Regions from separate parts of the Mus musculus genome. Here region 1 is linked to region 2. The links are chromatin loops, found by intact Hi-C in ENCODE. Cell type or tissue: left cerebral cortex. All regions are shown on one strand. Links, peaks and the distances in the headings refer to the core of each region. The heading gives the core; the rest is flanking DNA.

Region 1 (8,335 bases), core at 318-8,317, 240 kb before region 2:
AGATACTTGGCTAAAGTGTGTTGTTCAACATCGACCTCCCTGGCATTTGAGGCTCACCTTAAGAAGTAGAATGGTGAAGTCCAGCCCAACTCCAAATTCAACTCTTTCAAAATTAGTTTCCATTTCTCAGATTTGGAAACTGGAGTAAGCATTGTCTAAGATATAAACAAAGTCTTCAGTACTCAGAGAAAGCATCATATTTGGAAGCCAAAAGCAGAGCTGTGATCCTAACCAGCTGCAGCTTCTTCCCGCAGAGCAGCTGAACATGTAGGAACTGGTCCATGATGGCAATGCACATGTATGGAGTTTCCTGTAGAAGCCTAAACTTGGAATGGACTTAGACCAACTTTATTTCCAGTTTCTTCTAAAACTGCCTGCTGCTTAGTCATATAGCTTTAGGATTAACTCCTGTATCAATATTCTTCAAATCACTGTACACCTTTGGGCATCAGAGTAGCAACATGAGGACCACCCTGGAAAGTGTAGATGAGGCATAGCCACTCTGGTCCACAGCACCACCAGTTGTTTTGTTTTTGACTTTTAATATTTTCTCCAAATAAGAATTCTGTGCATATTTTATAGTTTTAACTATTTTCAGCAGTATATATGTGTGTGTGTAATTTTTTTTATAAATATTGACAACCTACCTGCAAAATAACCATAAAAGATCAACTTCACATTTTTCAAAATTTTCCTTTCATCAGAGTCATTATTGCCCAAATGCAATAATGGGCAATAATTCCTTATGTAGTGGGATCTTACTAATTAATGCTCTATTCCTATGTAAATTTTACCGTATTTACGTTACAGCTTTTTATCATAGTTTTCCCTTCACTTTTCTTACCAAAAGATACATCCCACTGGTTTAAGCAATGATCACATCAAATGTAACAGATTACAGTAATGAATCTATCTACATACCATATCTGATCTGTTCATCAGAAATATCATTTTATTTTATTATTTTGTGTATGTGTAGCATGTGTAAGCACAGTGGGTGTGGTATATCCGTAGATGTCTGTGCCTGTGTTCCTTTGGAGGCCAGAGGAGGATGTCCTTCTGCCCCACTTTTTGCCTTAATCCCTTGACACTATGTCTCTCCCTGAACTAAGAGCTAGGCTAATAATCATCCCTGATGTTGCGTCTGTAGGTAATGTTTAGGTAAATTGCCATAGTAGAACCCTACAAAGGGTCCTGCATAGCTCTGAAGTGCAGTAAAGGTCTCACTGCACAGAAGTAATTTCCAAACATCTCTTGCTTGACAGTGTTGTAAAGTAGGAGCATAGAAGCAAGCACAAACCATGTAGCTGCTCTAATCATAGTGTAGATGTAGAACATACTATTTGCAAATAAAAGTACTTCTATTTTTGAGACGAGAGTTGGTGAATCAAGGTTGAAACACCCACTCAGAGCTATCAAGAAAAGTAGGTATTAGCAGGTGACACCATACAGAAGCTGAGGCGTGTATCAATCTTGGTGGAAACTCACTGTGTAAAGAAAGCTTTCGGCCGGGCGTGGTGGGGCATGCCTTTAATCCCAGCACTTGGGAGGCAGAGGCAGGTGGATTTCTGAGTTTGAGGCCAGCCTGGTCTACAGAGTGAGTTCCAGGACAGCCAGAGCTACACAGAGAAACCCTGTCTCGGAAAAAAAAAAAAAAAAAAAAGCTTTCATTGTTGGCCTAACGTCAGCTAGTGTTCTCAGCACTGGCACACATAAACACAACGATGGATGATAAATCTGTAATGCTAATTAGCAAATGTGATATCAATTAGTCATCTTTTAATATTACAGTCAGTTCATATAAGCCTTTAGTCTACATGTGATTCTGTTTACGTATGAAAGTCCTCTTGCCTGGGGAAGGAGGGGCACAGTGAAGTTGAGTGCTTGCATTACATATATATGAGGCTTGAGTTTGGTTCCCAGCACCCACATAAAAAAGCTGATCTTAGCCACAAACACTGGTGATGTCAGTAGAGAGGGCCAGACCCAGAAGATGACTGGGCTTCCTGTCTGCCCCCTCTCTCTAGATTTAGTGAAACCCTTTCTCAGGAGAAAAAGATGGAGAAAGAGAATGACACCTGATGTCCTCCTCTGGCTTCTATGCACCCACAAGTGTGCAGCCATATAAGCACATACCACACACATAAGGAAAGATGTTTTAATTCTGGATTCTAAAGACAAGAAAGATGCCTAGAGATGGTACTACCCACAGTGGATTGGGCCCTCCTACATTAGTTAGCAAGAAAATGATAGACATGACATGCCCAATTGCTCAGTTGACATTTCCTCTTCTCAGGGGTGTCAAATTGACAACTGAAGCTACCCTATGACAACTAGGCAGTCTCAGTCTAGGTTGGTCCTACCCACCATTGACCTATTATTGTCTGGACTTCAGCCTAGTCCTGAAAAGTAAACTTATAAGTCATAAATCCCCTTCTGACTGACACCTTTTTGTTCTCCAAATTTAAGATTCTTGGGGAAATTGCTATTTCTTAAGGTTCATCATTTCATTAGTCTGGTAGATTATAACACACATGTCACTTAAATATCTTCATTTCTGTGAGGCTGGTTATAGAGGCTGAAAGGGTCCACCATACAGCAAGAAGTAGTGTTCACTCTGGAAAGAGTCTTAGTCAGGATTTCTATTCCTGCACAAACATCATGATCAAGAAGCAAGTTGGGGAGGAAAGGGTTTATTCAGCTTACACTTCCATACTGCTGTTCATCACCAAAGGAAGTCAGGACTGGAACTCAAGCAGGTCAGAAAGCAGGAGCTGATGCAGAGGCCATGGAGGGATGTTCTTTACTGGCTTGCCTCCCCTGGCTTGCTCAGCCTGCTCTCTTATAGAACCCAAGACTACCAGCCCAGAGATGGTCCCACCCACAAGGGGCCTTTCCCCCTTGATCACTAATTGAGAAAATGCCTTACAGTTGGGTCTCATGGAGACATCTCCTCAACTGAAGCTCCTTTCTCTGTGATAACTCCAGCTGTGTCAAGTTGACACAAAACTAGCCAGTACAATTGACCCCTTGTCAACTTGACACACAAATACATCACTAGTAAGCCTCAACCCTTACATTCTTACTCATCCCCAAGGTCTAAATAACTTTAAAAGTCCCACAGTCTTTACATATTCTTAAATTTTCAATCTCTTTAAAATATCCATCTCTTTTAAAATCCAAAGTCTTTTTACAATTAAAAGTCTCGTAACTGTGGACTCCACTAAAACAGTTTCTTCCTTCAAGAGGGAAAATATCAGAGCACAGTCACAATCAAAAGCAAAAATCAATCTCCAACCCTCCAATGTCTGGGATTCAACTCACCATCTTCTGGGCTCCTCCAAGGACTTGGGTCACTTCTCCAGCCATGCCCTTTGTAGCACACGCGTCGTCCTCTAGGCTCCAGATGCCTGTACTCCACTGCTGCTGCTGCTCTTGGTGGTCATCTCATGGTACTGGCATCTCCAAAACACTGCGTTCTGAAATGGTTACTCCCTGAATGAAAATTTTTGACATGAAGGCTGTTTGGTATGGTTGAAGAGGTTCATTGTAGACAGGAGAAACAATACAGCCAAAGAAATCTAGAAGCGTCCAGACTGAACCGGACCATGAGAGGAGAGGTTGCCGAAAGCAGGGGAGGAGAGAATGGGGAAAGAGGACCAAGAGAGATCCAGGAAATAAAAGATAACAGGATCAGAGGCTGGGGGAAAGGAAGCCCAGCCTCAGGCAGTGGAGGTTTAGGGTAGGGAGTAAGGTGAGAAGTGCTGGGAGAGTTGACCAGAGGCTGCTTTATCTATTAATAGGCACCTCAGCCATTTGTCCAGGGATTCTGTGAGATCCAACAGCCCTCAAGGTGGGCCAAAGTGGCTGGTTTTTACCAGCCTGCTCCTTTAGGCCCAATCTCGTAACTTTTATGCAGCCCTCACTTGGACAGAGTTAAGCAGTGTGTTGTGCTGTGACAGTTCTCAATAGTACCTGGCTCGTCCTTGCTCCCGTTCAGGTACACTATGCTGAAACATATCAAGTGATATGAAAGTTCCTGCCCCCTAAAAGGTAATTTTTTAAAAAATCAGACCTTTTTATTTGTTCTGGGGAGTAGTCTGAGACACCTTAGGAAGATAGATAGCTCTGGGATTTGGTCCAGACAATGAAAGCTGTATCTCAGGCTCTTCTGCTCTCCCCTCCCCTTCTCAAGGTTAGTCTGTCCACCTCTGCCTGCCCCTCATCTCCTCTACCTCCTTCCCCACATCACCTCCTCCCAGACCCGCCTGCCAGGCTTCGAATGGAAGCCTGCCCCTTCTTTTTTTTTTTTTTTTTTTTTCTCGAGACAAGGTTTCCCTGTATAGCTCTGGCTGTCCTGGAACTCACTTTGTAGACCAGTCTGGCCTCGAACTCAGAAATCTGCCTGCCTCTGCCTCCCAAGTGCTGGAATTAAAGGCGTGCACCACCACGCCTGGCCCCCTGCCCCTTCTTTTAAGGCCTTTTTTGTTGGTTGGTTGGTTGGTTGGTTGGTTTTTTGTTGTTGTTGTTGTTGTTGGTTTTTTCGAGACGGGGTTTCTCTGTATAGCCCTGGCTGTCCTGGAACTCACTTTGTAGACCAGGCTGGCCTCGAACTTAGAAATCCGCCTGCCTCTGCCCCCCCCCCCCGAGTTCTGGGACTAAAGGTGTGCACCACCACACCCGGCTTAAGGCCCTATTTTTAGAGCTGCATAAATTGTACTGTTTCTGTCTAATGTCACTTCCACCTACAGGGCTGAGCATGGCTTGAGGCACTTTATAATAAACCTCATTTCTAAAAAGAATGTCCTTTGTGGAAGAGCTGCTGAAGCTTTTTTTTAATTGCTGGAAAGTACAGTTTTTTTAATGTTGTCATTAGCGTGTATTAATTACACGAAAAGTTTCAATATAACATTTTCATTCATGTATCTTGTTTATATTCATACACACACAGACCTTTACCTGCTCTTGTCCCTCTCGAATTCTTTCATCTTTTATGTCTTTGTGTGTCCCAATGAATCTCATTAGTGTTGTTGACAGGAGAGGGAGTGGTTGTGTCAGTAAGAGGGAGAATAAATTTATTCTGTCACTTAGGCTTCGGAGACTGGATCTGTGGGCCCAGCAATAAGGGCCAAAGGAGCGGCAGGTAGGGTGCCGAGAGGCAGCGCCTTGTCCGCCATCTCCCTTCCGGGCGGTTCTCAGTAACCAACTGTGGGAGTCCCGGACGGTTTAGCGTCCTTGGCTGTATGACGCCATACCCTAGGAAAGGTCGGGAGGTCCGCCGGAAACTCCCGGTACAGACACCAGTGTGTGAGCTGGCCAATCAGCAGCGCCGGCGGGAGGAGCGGAAGTTCCTCACCCGCCATCTTTCTTGCTGGCGCTTCCCTCCTCACAGCTCTCAGCTGAGGAAGTCCAAGTTGCTGAGCCTCCGCGGCCGTGTGAGTGCCTGTTCCGGAGCCTCTGTGGAGCCGCGGCAGGCCTGGGCACAGACATGGTGAGCCAGGCGAGTGGCGGGGCTGTGCGCGGCGCCCTTGGTCCCGGGCGGCGGGATCCCGGTGCTGCGCCGGGGGACGAAGGGCGGCTGCGCACTGTCGCCTGCGGCTCCAGAAAAGCTGCTTTTCCCCTTAGGGAAAGTCAGTCGAAAGCGGGATTCCGAGGCTGGATGATGTGGAGCCGAGCTGGAAGTTTAGGAGACAATTCTTGCGAGTGAGAATTTACGCCCCGCCATGCACGGAGGCCAGGGGAGGTCACCCGGTGTCCTGCTTTGTCACGGCCCGCCTTATTCCTGTGAGACAGGGTTTCTTACTGAACCTGTGGCTAGGCTGCCTGCTAGCAAGCTCCAGCGATCCTCCGGGCTCTGTCCCCATGCCTGGCATTTACTTGGGTGTTTTTTATTTGAACTCGGGTTCTCACCCTTGCTCAGCGAGCACTCTTACACACCGAGTTATCTCTCCAGGCCCGAGAAACATGTCTAATATAGATCTTAAGCGCAGAGATTAATGGAAGTGAACCTGGGAAAACTGAGACATACCGAGATGTGAGGGAACTTCTCAGGGGACAGTCACAGTTCTTTTCCATGGGTACATGCGGCTCCCGCATTTAGGATTGTAATATCCTCTTGGTAGATTATCCCTTTATAGAGTATGACGAGACTATCTTTATCCCTTCTGACTTAAGGTCGGAGGAAGAACTTTTCAATTTTCGTCATCTCTGTGAGTATGGTACTTGAGGGTTTTCAAGTTTATCTTTTACTCTTGGGTTAAATACTGCTCTTACCTCTGCTCCTTTTTCCAGTAATAAAAGTTTTTTTGGAAACGACTGGACTTTAAGTCGTGGTCAAGTTCAAATCATAGTGAATTGCAAACGTATCGGTTTCTTTGTTTTGGATTTTTTTTGTTGTTTTGCTTTGTTGTTTGTTTGTTTTTGTTTTGTTTGAGACTAGATCTTACATATCCTAGGCTGTTGATAAACTTAGTTTACAGCCAAGCTTGACTTTGAGTTTCTGATAGTCTTATGACTACCTTCCAAGTGCTGGGATTCTATGAGCACATCACTAGCTCCTGGTTTTGCAGCTCTGAAATTTAAACCCAGGGCCTCATGCATTCTAGACAAGTATCTACCGTATACCAACTGAGCTACAGTCTCAACTCTATATCAAATTTTATTCCTGAGTAACTTTTCTGTGATCAGCACTTAATATTATTTAATTGACTGAACTTTGTCCTCATGGTATATAGTGGGATCCACTTAGTATTTATTTGACTATTAATTATCAAGTGGCTATGTCTTTCTTTACATGTGGTTTAAATGTTTTAGTAATTTTTCCATCTTTACTGATGTGATGGTTTAGTTTATACTGAGCACACTCATCTTTCTCGATTCTTGTATTGCAGATATTTTCCTTCTATTTTATTGTCTTTGCACCCCATTAATTGATATTTTTCAATTTGTCAAGACATTTAATTACTTCTTTCCTCCTTTCAAATAAAGAATTTTACATTAAAATTGTATAAATCATAGGGCTCGCTCCCTCCCTCCCTCTTTTCATAGGCACTACAGGAACCCAAACCAGATGTGCATAACTAGTCAGGTATAAAACCAAGCTCCCCTTACAAACACACTAGAATAAGAACTTCCCTGAGGGATAGGAAACAGTTATGTTCTCAGGGAAATTGAAGATCCTGGATGCTTCCAGTTGAAAGAGTTGAAAACCTGCCCATTGTGGTGGCATATGCTTTTTTAGTCCCAGCTCTGCAGGCAGAAACAGGCAGATCTCTGTCATTTGCAGACTTGCCCTGTCTATGTAGCGTTCCAGGCCAAGACTACATAGTAAGGTTGCTTCTGAAAAGAGAGAATAAGGGTTGAACACTGGGAGCTGAGTGCAGGATGACTTATATAGCTGTCCTCTGTGTGGGCTGTGACTACCCAGGACAGGGGAATGTTGATACAACAATCTGTCTTGATGCTACTGCTTGTCCATACCTCAGTAATAAACAGAATAAAAGTCATTCATATGACAACGGGGAAGATAGAGTGAAGGTGGTAATCTGAAGTAGGCAACAGTCCTGCTCTGGTTTGGTGTGATTGTCCATATACTTGCTCTTTAATTTACTGAACTCCCACATTGGTCCCTTCTAGTAATTTTTTTTTTTGTACCAGAAAAGTAAACATTTGGAGTCAAACTCACTTTTTCTTTTCTTTTTCTATTTTTCACATATGTAAATATATGCTTGCTTGAGAAAGCCCACTTTTACACCCTCTTCATTAAAGCGGGTCTTTAAGTAAGGGCTCACTGAAATGGATAGTGGTGCTAGGTAGCTTGCTTGCTTTAGAGACCTTGTGTCTCCAACTTCCTAGGCTGTAATTACAAGCAGGCCATTGTACCTACCCATCATTTACTGGGTCTCAGAGATCTAAACTGACAAGCACTTAACTGCTAAGCCATCTGCCCAGACAAACATTTGGAATTTTTTAGCATGCTGGGTGCCTTCTAGGATGACTGGATTCTTGGAGATTCCAATATGGTACAGATATTGGACCCCACACACCTGGAAACACTGAAATTCATGCATTGATTCTGGTCACAGGTACTATGGAAGAGAAGCATCCCACATGTAGTACCTTCAGCACTTCAAGTGACATTCCAAGCATTCCTACAAATCAAGGAAAAATTCACATAGTCGACAGTGTTCAATACAGAAAGGGAAGCAGCAGGTGGGAAATATCACATATTTACCCTCTAGGAGTGAGTTCTATAAAGGATAAAGGACCTCAGACTAGGATTGGGCCTTCATTGGGCAGAGTATTAGAAAGGAACAAGTACATTATGATGGGAGTG
Region 2 (8,335 bases), core at 325-8,324:
ACAGACACCATGACCAAGGCAAGTCTTATAAAAACAACATTTAATTGAGGCTGGCTTACAGGTTCAGTCCATTATCACCAAGGTGGGATCCAAGCATGGCAGTATCCAGGCAGGCATGGCACAAGCAGAGCTGAGAGTTCTACACGTTCATCCAAAGGCTGCTAGTGGAAGACTGACTTCCAGGAACTAGGGTGAGGGTCTTATGCCCACACCCACAGTGACACACCTACTCCAACCAGGTCACACCTATTCCAACAAGGCCACACCTCCAAATGGTGCCACTCCCTGGTCCAAGAATATACAGACCATCACAACCAGCTTTATTAAATATTAAATACCGACCAAAAGATAGACTTTGGTAAGGAACATTCCCAGGAATTTCCCACCTGAGAATGGCCCCAGCCATGTGTTGCTGGGGCTTATACGGACAAAACTACAGGCCACCATACTTTCCAATGAGGTGTTCTTTTCCAAGAACTACAACTCCTGGCATTCCACGGAAGTTACCTAACTCCTGGGGCAGGAGGTGTTTACAGGGTATTACAACTACATTTGATAGCAAGCACCTTTAATCCACAGAGCCACCTCACTTATCCTTGGATGAAAAATTTAGAATTATCCCCAAGAAGATATTAGAAACCACAGGAAAAATCATCCAGAAAATGACAATCAGATGGAAAGAATCTGGCAGAACACAAATATTGAACTACAAACAAAAATCTACAGATGTCTGCAGTGGTGGTGATGATTCAATAGAGAGGCAACTCACATGAAGAGAGTACCAAGAAAAAAAATCTATCAGAGGCAATCAAGAGAAGCAACTACCACAGATTCTGAGGCCTAGAAAGTGGACATCAGTTCTAATGGAAACTTCCCAAGCAGAGATGAATACAATAAGCTAAATAAAACTGAGAAGAGGAAAGGCACAGTCTAGCTTCCTGCATGCCCTTGGATGAATCTCTGCCTTTCTAATACTCCAGAGTAACTTAAAAGTTGCTACTGAGAAATAGGAAACATAGATGAAATCTTTAAATCTTTTTTTTTTTTTTTTTTTGGTTTTTCGAGGCAGCGTTTCTCTGTGTAGCCCTGGCTGTCCTGGAATTCACTTTGTAGACCAGGCTGGTCTCGAACTCAGATATCCGCCTGCCTCTGCCTCCCAAGTGCTGGGATTAAAGGCGTGAACCACCACGCCCGGCTACATAGATGAAATCTTAAGTCCCCCCCCCCCCTAAGGGCCTCCAACCACTAGGTTCCACCCAAAGAACACTCTCCTTAATGGCTGGACCTAACCCCCATGCCTCAACAGTGTAAAAACCCCAAGCTCTGGACTTGAAAACCCACCAATCCCCACCCTAGAAAGTTCCACCATGGAAAGCTCTGCCCCACAAAGCCATTTAAATCCTATCCTCTGTTCAGTCCTTTGCTGCTTCTCTCCAGAGCAGGGGCAACTACCCTTCTGGGTTCTTTCCTCCCAATTTATCTCTTGTGTGAGGTTTATTGTGCAGAGTCATTTTGCAGTATTCCTTGGCTCCCAACTGCCAGGATACCTTTCTCTCCGGAGCTGGGGAAATATTCCCCAGCCAAAGCAGAGCTGTAACACTTCCGCTGGGGAAGCCTTTCACCTCAGAGCTGTAACACACAAATCCTAGCTATTACTCAGTGGTGGTCTGAGGCTCAGCATCAAAGCACTTGCTTGGCATGCACAAGGCCTCTTTGTTCTTACAGGTACCAATCTGCACCCCAGGGGCACCTGCTGAGGTTTCCAGGCTTATATGCCAGGGACATGCAGTAAGGTAGTAAAAGATAGTTTATTTGATACAAAAAGGGTATTTGGGCTGGAGAGATGGATCAGCAGTTAAGAGTACTGACTCATTTTCCAGAGGTCCCAAGTCCCAGCAACCACATGGTGACTCATAACCGTCTGTAATAGGATCTGATGCCCTCTTCTGGTGTGCATGAAAACAGTGTTTATATATACTCATATATAAAATAAATAAATCTTAAATTAAAAGCGATAGTGTTCCTGACAATGAGTGTAGGCTTATGAACAGAGAATGGGCACCCCTCAAAAGCACTGGGTGACAAGACTCATGACCAGCTCCTCCTGTATTTGTACACAGTGGCCTTATTATTATTTTTTTTTTTGTACATGGTATTTGTTACAGATAGTCCAGGTAGAAAAGAGCTTCCAGTCCTTCCCTGGCAACTGGCATTTTGTATGTCATCCTATCGAGCTGTGTGTTGTCATCTTACATAGTGAAAGGTTTTTAATTTGGGCTTCCACGGGGATACTGAGACAGATTATAAGAGTTATTAACACCATAGACAGACAAGCAGCAGCAGGTCAGGAGTTCTAAGAGTTCAGACCCTGTGGCCAGAGGCAGGTAGACAACAGCATGTCAGGAACTCAGAATTCAGGTCCGTGTAGCAGAATAGAGTGGGCTTTCTTACAGGTTTTACAAAAAGGCAGCGGTTCCATGCCATGTAGTTGAATAGTCCACTGTAAGAACTTGCAGTTGGGCTGATTCCCAGCTGGCATAATGTAGGGAAAGTGGGGAGGGACCCATTTAGTTAACGTTTCCTCTAGGGAAGAAGCATTAGATAACTTGGTGTGTGTTAGCTTGAAGCCTGCATGCATAATCAGCTTTGAGAATTGGGAGACACTGGGCTGGCAGGATGTTCAGAGGGTAAGAGCACTGACTGCTCTTCCAAAGATCCTGAGTTCAAATCCCAGCAACCATGTGGTGGCTCACAACCACCCATAATAAGATCTGGCTCATCTTTTTTTTTTTTTTTATGTATAATAAATAAATCTTTGGGCCAGAGAGAGCACGAGGGGGGCCAACCGAAAGCAGGGTTGACAGGAGCAAGCAGAGGACCTAAAATTCAATTCCCAACAACCACATGAAGGCTCACAACCATATGTACAGCTACAGTGTATTCATATACTAAAATAAATAAATCTTTAAAAAAAGAGAATGGGGAGACACATCTGAAGACAGGCTTGACCTGAGTTGGTCTGCCAGTAAGTACTTCACCTCCTGAGCTATCTCCTCAGCCCTCATATATATTATACACATGTAATATTTTAATTACATGTATTTACTTAAGATGTGCTTGCCTGTGGTGGTAAAAAAACAATTTGTGGAAGTTGGTTCTCTTCTTCCACCATTTGTCTTCATTAGGATCTAACTTTTGTTATCAGGTTTGACAGCAAGCATCTTTATCCACAGGGCCATTTCTAGTGTTGATCTTTCTTATTTTTATTATGTTTTAATGTATATGAAGCCACCATGTGGTTGCTGGGAATCAAACTCCAGACCTCTGGAAGAGCAAACAGTGATCTAAACCCTGAGCCATCTCTCCAGCTCCTTAGTGTTAATCTTGATGCTGCTTCCCACAGATTTATATCTTAGGGGTGGGGTGGAGGTTCCAAAGGACAACTTGCAGGAGTTGGATCTCTTTCCAGTAAGTATGCCCAGGAATTGAATACAATCCTCAGATTTAGCAACAAATGACTTACTTTACTGGCTGAGCCATGTAGTCAGCAACTCAGATCTTTTTTTTTTTAATTTATTTATTATATGTAAGTACACTGTAGCTGTCTTTAGACACCCCAGAAGAGGGCATCAGATCTCATTACTGATGATTGTGAGCCACCATGTAATTCAGGACCTCTGGAAGATCAGTAAGTGCTCTTAAACACTGAGCCATCTATCCACCCCCCCCCACTCCTTTTTTCTTTTTAAGATTTGAGTACACTGTAGTTGTCTTCAGACACACCAAAAGGGGGCACTGGATTCCATTACAGATGGTTATGAGGCACCATGTGGTTGCTGGGTATTGAACTCAAGGCCTCTGGAAGAGTAGTCTTAACCGCTGAGCCATCTCTCCAGCCCTCAGATGTTTATCTTAATGTGGCTTTATTTTATTTTGTCACTGTTCTCCCGTTACTCCGGGACTACACCTCAACATATTAAAAAACAGAAGGGAAAAAAAAATGCTACTCTGAAACCTAGGAAAGTCACTTCACCTGTCTTCAGTATACTTACCATAAAACGAGGAAAAGATTACCTACCAAGCCGGGCTGGTGTGGGGTGAAGGACCTTGACTTATTTTTAAGTATAGATAGCACCCGCAAGCACAGAAAAGAAAACAAAACAAAACAAAACAAAAAACGCTGCCATTACTTGGAAATGATAACATAGCCCTACCGGCGCTGAAGCCCTGGGATCGCTCACGGCAATGGCCGGCTTGCCTGTACAGCACCTAAGTAAGTCCAATGGTGGGCGCCAAGGCCGAGGAGCGAGTCTGCAGCACATCTTAACCCGCGCCACTTTTGCACCGCCGAAAATCCTCCTCAGAAGCATTACCACAGGTACTTCCTGCGCTTCGCCTCAGCGCCGGCTGCGGCTACGGCTGCTGCTGCGCAGGCAGAGAAGGCGGGAAACACGAGGCGTTCTCTGCGCGCGTGCGCTCTCTGCCAGAGCCAACCGTCTTCCCAGTACGCTTGCGCCTGTTCACCAAGCCCGTCCCTCCCACTCTCTCATCAACCAGCGCGCGGAATTGTTGGGGTCCCTCCTGTCGGGGGCAGGGCCTGGACGCTGAAGGGCTGAGGAGAAGGCGCGCACGGGAAGGCGGGGTCAAGATGTGACCACACCCATCGCTGGTCATTTGACGCCCTCACCCTCGACTCTCCAGCACTAGCCAATAACAAACCTCCCTATACCAAGCGTCAACCAATGGGCTGTGCAGTCGGCTGCTTCCGGCTCTGCGCCGCTTTCGCCTTTTTCCCCTGGGCTCTCTGCGACAGGCGGGGCTCCGGGTGGCGGGCGTAGGCCTGGATGATGCGCGGCGGGCAGGGGGCCAATAGGGGGCGGGATCTGAGATGATAGACGGGTCCAGCGACCAGTGGCGAGGCGCCGGCCGTACTTCCCGTCGGGGAGAGAGTGTAATATGGCGAAGACCTACGATTACCTGTTCAAGCTGCTGCTGATCGGGGACTCGGGGGTAGGGAAGACCTGTGTCCTGTTCCGCTTCTCCGAGGACGCCTTCAACTCCACATTCATCTCTACCATAGGTAGCGGGGCCTTGGGCGGCCGGTGACCAGGGCTGGACGCGCCCCTATGGGGCTGGGCTGAGGGATCGACTCAGGATCCACTCGGGCCGAGGATCCGGGAGGGTCACGGGGCTGGACAGAGAACCGCAGCGGCCTCCACCTCCCGCCAGGGAGTCCAGGCCGGGACCCTGGCGGGCGCCGGAGACCAAGGTGCAGACAGGGACATGCAGGCTGCAGTCTGAGGAAGAGCCTGCCCTGGGGTCCTGGCGCCTGTCAACTCTCTGTGTCTTTACATCAGACCTCTACACTGTTCTTCCGGGGAGACCCCCGTCTTCCAAAAGTGGAAACTGAGGCATGGAGGTGACACCTGACCTCGTAGTTTCCTATGTGGCAAGCTTGGCATGTGCAGTATCAAATCTGTAGTGTACTCGTGATGGGTGCTTTGTCCCTGGAGGAGGAATTTGAAACTGAGGGAGGGTGCGGCACGCACTGAAGGTCACAGTCTACAGGTATTAGGGATGAGATTTGAACCCAGGTGTGTCTGACTCCAAAATTCAAGGTTCAGCTGTTCCAGAGCTTCAAAGGACCAGCACCACTGATCCACATCTAAGTCAGGACTCCAACCCAAAGTCCTCCTGCCTTCTCTCTGAGGAATGGTGACAGTATCTGTCATCCTGGTGGGAATACAAGAGAAAAAGTTCCAGTAAGAAACTAAGTCCAGCCATGGCTACGTGCAGCCTTGACTGACTTCCTTTCACTGGGCCAAGAACACCACCTGAACAGCTTTTCCCCAGGGCTGCCTCACGGCACAGTTGAACAGAATTGGCTTGTGATGGCCCCAGTTCTGACGTCAAAAATGGTGCTGACCATGCTCCTTACCATGAATAGTCATGGCTCACATTGAGTGTTACCTGGAAGTAAATCCTGCCAAACAGAGTGACCTGGATGGTGTATGGTCCTGAAACAAGAGAATAGTCACTAGGCTTGGTTTATCCCTAGTCAGGATGTGGTTCCATTGTTGGAACCCTGGGTGCCATCTCCAGCACCCTGAAACCAGATGTGGTAGTGAACACCTGTAATGACAGCACTAAGGACAGGGAGGCAGGAAGATCGGGTGCTCAGGGTCATCCTTGGCTACATAGAGTGTTCAAGGCCAGCCTGGGCTGCATGAGACCCTGCCTTGGAAGGAAAAGGGAAACTGGGGGATGATTTCTGTGTAATGTCAACTAAGTTGTTGTCTCCCTGACCTGACCGTCATGTGATAATGCCATCTAATATCTCCTTCCCAGTCAGTGTTCTGAAGCAGTCGTGTGTCAGGCGTCAAGTATAGGGAACTGGACAGGGAATCATCATACTTGAACTCTAGGTTGAGCAAGCTCTAACCCTCACTGACCCAATTTTATTTAGAGTAGATATGGCACTGTCTGTCTTGTCTGGTGCCCTGGGTGGTTGAGGATTAGATCTATACAACCAGTGGAAGGTTCAGTCTGGAGGAAGCAGAGGGTTTGGGCACAGGTGCATTTAAAGCCTCTCCCCCCACACACACCCCCACCCAAACACTCAGCTTTGGAGTTACCCTCAGGTGAGGACCAAGCAGGAAGTGACAGTAGCTACCCACAGGCTCTGGTTTGTTCTCAACACAGACCTCAGTTTCCCATCCTCAGACACTTCCTAGTCAACACCAACATGGTGACATTAGTTCAGGGGTGTTTTGTTGTTGTTGTTCAATTTGGCATGCATGCATGTGTGTGAGCATGTTCCTGTGTGCATACAGGAACAGTCGGGGTTATTCCTCAATCTTCACCTCATTTTTAAAAATTATTTTATTGGGAGTGTATGTGTATGCTTATGCACATGTATGGGTCAGAGGACACCTTTTAAAGTCTGTTCTTTTCCTCCCACCATGTGGGTCCTGGGGATTGATCTCAGGTTGTCAGGTTTATGGGTGAGTACCTTCACCCACCAAGCTATCTTTGCTTGGTCTCTCACTGATCCTGGAGCTCACCAAGTTTGAGGCTGGATGACCAGCAAGCCTCAGGACCCTTCTTTCTTGTCTCACCAGTGCTGTAATGTTATGTAAGTTTATGCCACCATGCCCAGGTCTTCATGCTTTTGTGGCAAGGACTTTAGGGATTGAGTCGTGTCCCTAGCCCTTGTTTGTTTGTTTGTTTGTTTGAGACAGGCTAGCTATATAACCAGGCTGTTCTGGAACTCATGGAAATCATCTGCCTCTGGCTCCCAAATTCCAATGTCAAAAGGCAACTTACAGGAGTCAGTTTCCTCCTTCTACTGAGTAGGACCCAAGAATTGAACTCAAGTCATCAGGCTCAGTGGCAAGCACCTTTATCCACTGAACCATCTTGCTGACCTGTATTGCTTATTTTGCATCTCATATATGTTTGTTCAATTTTTCTTTTTGAAATACTGGGGATGGAGCCAAGGGCCTCAACACAGGTCAGCTACACATCCTTTTCCATCTGGCTGGCTTAAAACATTTTTTTTAAGTTTTTTTTTTTTTTTTTTAATATAGGTGAGTACAATTGTCACTGTGTTCAGACATACCAGAAGAGGGCATCAGATCTCATTACAGATGGTTGTGAGCCACCATGTGGTTGCTAGGAATTGAACTCAAGACCTCTGGAAAAGCAGTCAATGCTCTTAACTGCTGAACCATCTCTCCAGCCCAGTTTGAAACTTTTGGTCAGAAAACCCATTTAATCCTTCAGGGTCCCGAGGAGACTGGCCTCATCCTTTATAGTGAGGTGGGTGTGACTGTCAAGATCACAGTGAGGTGGAGGTGGCATTTGAATCCAGGAATTGGTATCACATTCCCACAGACCTCTGTCTTCTAGAAAAGTTATTCTCCTTGACCTTGAAGTTATAACCTTATAATTCTGGAGCCTCATAAAGTTTACAGCTCCTCAGTCAATTCGTGCATTAATAAAAACCAGGAGGGCTCCAGACCAAAGCGAGATTCATGACTACAGTTGGTTACACACTGACCCTGGACTTCTGTGTGACACACTGGGGAATGTCTCTGGAAGAGTATGTCCCAGCCACCTAGTCCTAAAATTATGCAGGAAGGTACATCCATCCATACTGGCAGCCAGCAGTCTTCTGTGTTCATTAATGAAGGAGGATTGAGTGGTGGTTGTTTTCTGGAAGCTGTACCCTGTGAATTATTTGTGATGTGAACCTGGCCCCGCAGCGCACTGCAATCAGTTCTGAAGCCAGGCTCAGACCCATTCATTGTTCCAGCACACTGTAGTATCATCT

What was found. Hi-C counts contacts between places; a loop is a spot of excess contacts. Peaks named below come from ENCODE experiments on the same cell type or tissue, not always from the same donor. Only the 100,000 strongest peaks of a DNase experiment are listed, where the experiment ranks them.
Region 1: it touches region 2 in a loop (2.7-fold over the local background); 2 of 42 quality-filtered maps call a loop at or near these places.

Annotation. Positions count from the first base shown.
Region 1 is chr8:71,917,482-71,925,816 of GRCm38, forward strand. Zfp882 (zinc finger protein 882) reads left to right here. Exons shown (of 3, transcript NM_001166645.1): 3 at 1-1,370. It overlaps Zfp617 (zinc finger protein 617), which reads left to right and starts at 5,344. Exons shown (of 4, transcript NM_133358.3): 1 at 5,344-5,491. The coding sequence starts at 5,489. It also overlaps the pseudogene Ccnb2-ps. In left cerebral cortex, for the core only: no CTCF peak of the experiment used is centred there; a DNase peak (open chromatin) is centred at 5,298; H3K4me3 peaks cover 1,640 bases; H3K27ac peaks cover 1,573 bases.
Region 2 is chr8:72,156,403-72,164,737 of GRCm38, forward strand. Rab8a (RAB8A, member RAS oncogene family) reads left to right here and starts at 4,798. Exons shown (of 8, transcript NM_023126.2): 1 at 4,798-5,080. The coding sequence starts at 4,957. In left cerebral cortex, for the core only: CTCF peaks have their summits at 1,952 (motif pointing left) and 3,803 (motif pointing right); a DNase peak (open chromatin) is centred at 4,685; H3K4me3 peaks cover 1,891 bases; H3K27ac peaks cover 1,087 bases.